Regions from separate parts of the Mus musculus genome. Here region 2 is linked to region 1. The links are chromatin contacts, found by Hi-C or POLR2A ChIA-PET in ENCODE. All regions are on one chromosome and are shown on one strand. The core of a region is the stretch at or near the end of the contact, and the rest is flanking DNA. Distances in the headings are between cores, read along the strand shown. Region 1 holds the start of Sympk (symplekin). Region 2 holds the start of Ppp1r13l (protein phosphatase 1, regulatory subunit 13 like).

Evidence for each region. Hi-C counts contacts between places; a loop is a spot of excess contacts on that map. ChIA-PET counts read pairs that join two places held with the same protein, here RNA polymerase II (POLR2A).
Region 2: a map of left cerebral cortex shows a loop between it and region 1 (2.2-fold over the local background). The contact joins the promoter of Ppp1r13l here to the promoter of Sympk in region 1. A Hi-C loop is called at or near these places in 1 of 37 maps with a recorded cell type or tissue (left cerebral cortex). POLR2A ChIA-PET finds 5 or more read pairs at or near these places in 1 of 5 experiments (embryonic stem cell).

The regions. Positions count from the first base shown.
Region 1 is chr7:19,022,381-19,026,013 of GRCm38, forward strand. Sympk (symplekin) reads left to right here and starts at 1,997. Exons shown (of 27, transcript NM_026605.2): 1 at 1,997-2,126. It overlaps Foxa3 (forkhead box A3), which reads right to left and starts at 1,159. Exons shown (of 2, transcript NM_008260.2): 1 at 969-1,159. The coding sequence starts at 1,037.
Region 2 is chr7:19,359,474-19,363,106 of GRCm38, forward strand. It overlaps Ppp1r13l (protein phosphatase 1, regulatory subunit 13 like), which reads left to right and starts at 1,743. Exons shown (of 13, transcript NM_001010836.3): 1 at 1,743-1,843. It overlaps Cd3eap (CD3E antigen, epsilon polypeptide associated protein), which reads right to left and starts at 10. Exons shown (of 3, transcript NM_145822.2): 1 at 1-10.

The sequences.
Region 1 (3,633 bases), core at 747-3,246:
CAACTCCAAGACCAGCTACCCCTAGGGATCCAGGAGTCCAATTCCACAACTTGGAAATACAGACCCTAGCCACCTCCCTCAGCCGCTGAAGCTTGACTTGTTCGAGAGCCCCCCCCCCCCACCTTAAGCCGTCTATGTCAGGAGCTCATGGGTCCAGAACCTCGGCCCTTCTCCCCACCATCACAATATGGACTACAGGGTGCAGAAGCACTCGGACAAACGGGAGTTAGACGTGAAGAGGGACTTTCTGTTTGTTGGGGTGAAGGAATTAATGTAAGTCTAGCAATGCCTAGATGGTGTACATTCTGGAGAGCCCCTGCTGAGGGTCGGGGTAAGGATGGCTGACTCCTGCCACACAGATGTGGATCCTCTTGTCTTTTGATCTTCCAAGGCTGACGTCATCTGAGGACTAGTCTACCTAAGCCACCTGTTACATTAGATTCCTCAGAAGGACCCCCGACCACCCTATTTGTGCCCCTACCTTAGCTCCTCAGCTGATCTTTATCCCGGAACCTCAATTCTGACCCCCGACTGCCCGAAGTCCCCCAACCCCCGTCTTCAACCCTGAATTCCGGCACAAACTTTTCCTTACTGCGGACTACCAATGCCTCTTAGTCTCTGTATTTCTCCTCTCTACTACAGAACTCATTTCTCGAGGTCCTCCAGCTCTATCGCTCTACCCTAGAGCTCCGGTTCCCACCTCCAATTTGTTCATTCGACTCAGGGGCTCGACACCTTTCAAGTATAACTTCGAGGTTTCATTGCTAACATTTTCTTCCGTTGGAAGCAAGCCTTCGCATGGATCTGCAGTCTAAATCGTTCTCCCAAACCTTGTCCCCCGACTCCCACACCTAGAATCTGTGTCCTCAGGTCTGTTGCTCCCACCTGGGCCCACACCACAGCGCCTGCTTGCATTTAAGCCCCACACCTGCCCCCCATTTCCCGCTCCGCCATCCCCGAGGACACACCTCGCCCGCCTCCGGGTAGTAGCTCCACTCGGCCAGGTCATGAGCCTCCATCTTCACTGAGCCCAGCATCCCCGGGGCCTGCGCCCCCACACACCCAGGCTGAGGCCCCCCTGGGGGAACCGAGTGCTTCGGTCTCTCTACAGGCACTAGCCCCGAGTTCCGACCTGAGGCACACAGCCCGGGAGTCCCGCTGGCCCAGGCGCCTTGGGAGGCAGCCACTTTTTATAGCCGGGACACCCCCTCCCGGGCCCGCCCCGGGCTCCCCGCCCGCCTCCCCGAGCGCGGCGCCCTCGGATTGGGGCGCCCCCTGCGGGATCTCAAGAAGAGAGACCTCAGGCACTGGGAGCCTCGGTCCTGGCACCTGGAAGCTTGCGATGGATGAAGAGTCGGGGACTACAAGGCGTGGGGTAGAGAGCCACACCCTGCTGATCCCAAAAGCCCTAGAGCAACAGAGCGGGAGCCGGGGAATCTTTCTGCCTCTAAGTGTTTCATCATCTCCAGCTAAAGGAGGGAAACTCTAGAACCCCGCATGTCTTCCACGAAAGAAAGGAGGTTGACAGAGCTCAGGACTCCACAAGTCCCTATACAACACCGTTTAAGTAGCCCGCAGAGATTCCTGAAACCACATTCCCATTGGACAGACAGGAAGACTGAGGCTTTTGACGTCTGCGAATGTTGCAGGCTCCGTACAGAGTCAGGGTCGGCGGTGGAAAGGCTCAGGGCTTCTGCTCAGACCCCATTAAGGCACCAGATCTCCTCTAAGACCCAGAAACTCCACTCACAGCACTCTCCACTCAACGTTAGCCAGCCGTCTAGGGAGAGGGACTCCGGACCGCTGGGAACTCCATTTCCCAGAAGCCTTCGTTCCCATTTCCGTCCGGCGCCTGCGCAGCGCGGACTACATTTCCCAGAAGGCATGGCGCTCGAAGGCCGGAAATGGCGGCCGCTCCGGTGGACGCCCGGGGAGGGCGGGCGGCTGCCGACGCGGCACGCCTTAGGGGCGGGGACCGGCCGCGGTGCCGGACTCCATTTCCCGGCGGCCCTACTAGTGCAGCGCCTGCGCCGTGTCACGGCGGCGGGCGGAAGATGGCGGCGGCGGCAGCGTCTGCGGAGAGGCGCTGCTGAGGGGGCGCGAGGGGGACAGAGGCCGGAGTCGCGGTGAGCGGGTGGCGGCGTGAGGTCCTGGGGTGGGGGGAGGGGGGGCGCTGACAAGGCCGGGGCGCGAGCGATGGGGAGGGCCTCGGCGAGGGCCGGGAGCAGCGGGGTCGCGGGCCCCCGCTTCTTCCCACACTGCTCGGGACCCATCCTTGCCTTCTTTGGCTTCCCGGTCCCCCGGGGCCAAAGTTCCACCGTGGCCGCGCAGACCTCCTGGGCCACCAGCCTGGCCCTGGCTCGTCCCCCGCTCCGCACACTGCTGCACCGGGCCCTTCACTTCCCCAGACTGGCCGTGTGCGAAGCTTCCCACCTCCGGGCCTTTGCACAGGCTGTTCCTCCCCAGTGTCCCCCGCCCTGGAAACGTGCTGTTATCCTTCGGCCTAACTCCCTTTCATCTTCGGGGTTGGGGGGCTCGGCACCCCACGTCACTGCCCCTGCAAAACCTCCGTTTGCCTCCCTCCTTCCTCAAATCCGCCTGCTGAAGGCTCTCCTAGGTCCCCTTGCCTTGCCTTCTCGTCACGTGTGGTCGAACTTGTTATTAGGATTTTATTTGTGTGCTGCGTGAGGAGGTCCCTGACCCTGGGCTCTGTGTAAGAGAGGACAGAGTGTGTCCTGGTGCCTGCCTCCCAGCACAGCTCGCGCCCAACATACACTGGTGTTGCTTAGGCGATGCTCGTTGAATGAATACAGAAAATACAAAAAACAAACAAACAAACAAACAAACAAAAACACTTGGAGATCCACTCTTTAGGATAACGGGAAAGTCATCGTACTTCCTGGTGGGAGGGGCGGTTCAATGCTGAGCACACAACCAGAGAGGGGAAAACAGTGTTAATGTTTCTGATAGCCAGACTGCAAACATCCCGGCTGTCCTTCAGTGGGAAGTCTAGCAGAAATCACTATATTTACGTAATAAAATGATTTGCAACCGTGGAAAGAAAGGAAGGTGGAAAATAGACTGAGCTCAGTATTTACTAAGAGAAAAAAAAGTGAAATAGAAAATAGTTTCTATAAAGTTGACCATCAGCTTGTCTTGGAAGTTCACATGCGTGGATTCAGCCAATCTTAAGATTGAAATAGTCAGGAAAATGGTTTACACTGACTTTAAAATTTTACATCCTCCCTCAACAATACAATGTAACAACGTTGTTTACATTGTATGTTGAATTAGGTCATCTGGAGGTGATTTAAGCCAGACTTGATGACACAGACCTAGTTAAGAGACTGGGGCAGGGGGATTACAAAGTTACTTGGCACACAAGTGCTCTTACTATACAAGCCCTGAGTTCCCCAGCTAGCACAGCCTAAGAGATGATAACAGTATGCTAGAAGGTCTGTGTAGCACTTGAACACACTGGGAATGGAGCATGGGGCTTTGTGCATAGTAAAAACCTGAATACCAAGTGAGCTATGTGCCCAGCCCAACAGTGCCTCATCCATCACCTCCTCCTCCTCCACCGCCACTACCTCCAGGTTTCTCTTTGTAGCCTTGGTTGTCCTGGAACTCACT
Region 2 (3,633 bases), core at 493-2,992, 340 kb after region 1:
GTGGAGCCGCACCCGGAAGCATCCAAGTCCTGTAGGAGAGCTGGGCCGTGGCTCGGCGCTGTCACTATTTGCAGAACCCGGATAACCTCCACTCTTAAATTTCACACAGCATAGGATTAAATAATTTCTCGACGATGCCCTGCAGGGGGAAATCAGTTCCCTGTTCGTCAGAAACGCAAGCTAGCTCGGATCTAGGGTGCCTGTTCCCCCGACAACTTTGCTCACGTGGTTTCTTCCAACACCGTCTTAAAGGGGCAGTGACTCGCCTAGGCCACGGCTTTTAAAGAGACAGAAGATCTATTTGCAGCATTCTTGCAAAAGCTAGGTAAGAATTCTGGTTGTCACGATTGTACTTTTAAAGCTAGAGTGTATCTTCGGAAGTCCCTGGTGCAGCGAACGTGGAAGATTTAACTGAACCAGGTCGGAAAATAGAGAAAAGTGTACGAACGGAGCATTTTAATAGCAATCAGAGGCGGAGCTTCTGAAGTCTAGGGGAAGCGGGAAACTGAGGGGGAGGAGTCTGCAGAGTCATGGGAGGAGCCTCGGACCCCAGAGCCCCAGAGCCTGGCTTGAAACGGGGTGAGGGTTAGTGTCAGGGAAGACTTGTAGATGTCCTCGTGGACTTAGTGTCCGGAATGGGAAGTATTCCTCACGGTTCCGAGGCAGGTAGAGGTGCAGCTGGTCGGTCCCTGTCTGCTCCGCGGCCCAAGTAAACAGCGGCGCGTGCACGTGGGATTTGGGGGACGTGCCCACGCCCCCTCCCAGCAGGACTGCAGCGCATGGGGTGGCGGGTGGAGCCGCGGGACGGTGGCGAGACAGGGAGACTCGACTGCATTCCTGGCCGGTGTGTCAGCGTCGCTGCCCGCCCCTTCTGCGGAGATTTTGGAGACTCCTCCAGCATTGGGATGCTCCCCCCTTCTTCTGAGGCTTTTGAGAACAGAGGTCACCAAGGCTACGAAGGAGTGTTCCCTCCGCCAGGAATCTCCAGACTATGTGTCCACCCTCGCGCGTGGGCGAGAAACTCTGGGGCTCGCCCTTTGTGGGCTTCAAAACTCCAATTCCCAGATAACTCGAAGGTGGCTGGCGATGGACGTCGGTCAGGAGTCTGCTGGGGATTGTAGTTCAGCTTGTTGCTAGGCACGCCAGTAAATCGCCAATGCTGTGATGTTTTGTTTTGTTTTTTTGAGACAGGGTCTCTTTATGTAGTCCAGGCTGGCTCGGAATTCGCTGTGTAGATCAGGATGGCCTTGAACTTTCAGAGGTGCGCCTGTCTCTGCTTCTTAAGTACTAGGATTAGAGGCCCCTTATTTTTATTTTTTGTTTTATTTAGACAGATAACCCGGGGCTTGGAGTCCTGATTAAGGTGGGTCCTTTTCTCGCCATAGTATTGGTCGTGTGAATTTCTCCGCGCCTCCCATCTCCTCCTTAAGTGTCCAAATCTTCACTCAGGCAAGGGGACACTGAGCCTGGAGGAGTGGGAAAGGGCTCAGGGGTTCTTCCCTTGTACCCATAGTGAGGTGAGGGTCTAAATTCTTGTGCATTTCGCCGTCCAGGACGTCCATGATCTTCTGGACCTAGCTCTGGCTGACTGTCAAATGGATCGCGTCTGACTCCAAATGGAAGTGTCCCTGGCGGCGCCTCGCCCATTCGGGACTACAAATCCCAAGGTGCTCCAGGCAACCGCAGTTCCCCCTCCTCCGAGGGACACGCCTCCCTCCAGTCAGAGTCACGTCGTCTAACCTGTTCCCAGGCGACTGCCCCGCCCCGTCCTCCGCTCCCCGCCGCTGGAGCCGGAGCCGGAGCCCGAGGAAAAGCCCCCCGGTGCCAGGATCTGCCCCGACGCGTGAGTTCCACCCCCACCCAGGGTCCAGCCACCCCAGAACCGGATACCGCGTTCCTGGGAAGACTTATTGGAAACTCGGACCTTAAGTCCAGGGGAATAGTGTGGGGAGCTCACGCCTGGATCCCTGGAAAGAAGGAACTGGGGTGCCGACTTTACTGGGCAGATGGATAGGGGGTTTGGACATCTGCTCTTAGTGGTGCTCGGAGCCCTTGGTCCTGGGGAGTTATTGGAGCTGGAATTTTTTGAATACTTTAATTGGGGACCCTTGGAAGTGTCTTAGGGTGCTGTTGAGGTCCCGGGTCTCTGTATTTGGGGCAGATGTGGGAGATCAGGACGTTCTAGAATGGTCCGGCGCCCGGTCACCCTCCAGCTGCCTTCAGCACCGAACCACTAGGTGTTTGAGTAAAATTAGTGGCACTGGACTAGTGGATCCTGGTCTTCGAAAAGAGTGGGACAAGCACGAGGGGCGTGGGTTTCTCAGGAGGCTGTGTGCGCTACACCCCACCTTCTGGTTTTGGGATGGGGGCAGGGAGTGAGAAGCCGGGGCAGCTCTCCAACCTCTTCTGTGCCGCTGAGCGAACCCCAACATGTCATTAGCTGGGGCGTCAGACCTGCCTAACCAGAGGAGTCACATTCGCCCAGGAGCGCCCCCTAGCGGAAGCGGGAGTCAGACCTCTTATTGCCCCCACGGGATGGGAAATAGGTGGTGTTTGGTAAAGTCATTCTAGAGCCCAGGGCAGAATAACAGGACTGCAGGGCTGGATCTGGTAGGCTTCTGTGGCCGTGTACTGCTGCGTTATGCGTTACAGAGAATGGAAGTGGTAAACAGGCTGGCGGGCCATACAGGCAGTTGAATTGGACGTCTCCTTCGCTCTTGTGACAGCTGTCTGTGTGTGGAAGGAATTCCTTCACTGCCACCAGCTTTTCTAATTAACCTTCTTCCTCCTGGGGTGGGGCTCCTTGTGACCCAGAGGTGAGGCATGTTGCCTCCACTTCCATCTGTCTGACCTGAGGTATTATGGGAGATAAGGGAGGGAGGGAGGCTAATTCTGGAGGTGTCTGTCTGTCCTTGAGCCAGGGAGAGGGCAGGGGCAGGCACGCACCTCCCACTGTCTCTCCACCTCTGAGCCCTTATGTAGGGGGATTACGAAGCTGGTGGGGGAGAAGGGTCTGAAGAGGGAGGGTGTTTGCGAATGCCTGGGCTGGAGTGACAGCCTGAAATGAAGCTAAGGAACAATAGCCACAGCTGCCAGCACAGGCTGTGTGTGTCCTGCCAGGCTCAGGTCAGGATGGGTCTCTCTGTCCACACAGGCATTTGGCAATCACCCAAAGGTAGAAACAGCGAGTTCCACCTTCAGTGGAGTTCGTTGACCCCCGAGAGGATGCCTCCCTAGCAATGGGGAAACTGAGGCTGGTCCTGGGAACTTTCCAGTTTCTGTCTGGAACCTTCCAGGGCCTCTCATCCTGCCGTAGCCCTACATTCCTGGGGATAGTCACTGTTGCTCTCTGGTGGGAGAATTAGGGTCCTGTGGTCTAGAGGCTCAGGCGGTTGAGACCACTGGCAACAGAACGCACAGCTCTTAGAAGCGCAGAAGGAAGGGGTTGATGTGTGGCTCAGCCAGTAGAGTGCTCACCTAGCGTGCAGGAAGCCCAGGTTCAATCTCCAACACTGCATAAAAAAGACTGTTAGGGTACATAGCACTGGGAAGGTGGAGGCAGGTGGAATGAGAGTTTAAGTATAGCAGAGAGAGAGAGAAAGAGAGTGAGAGAGAGAGAGAGAGACAAGATAA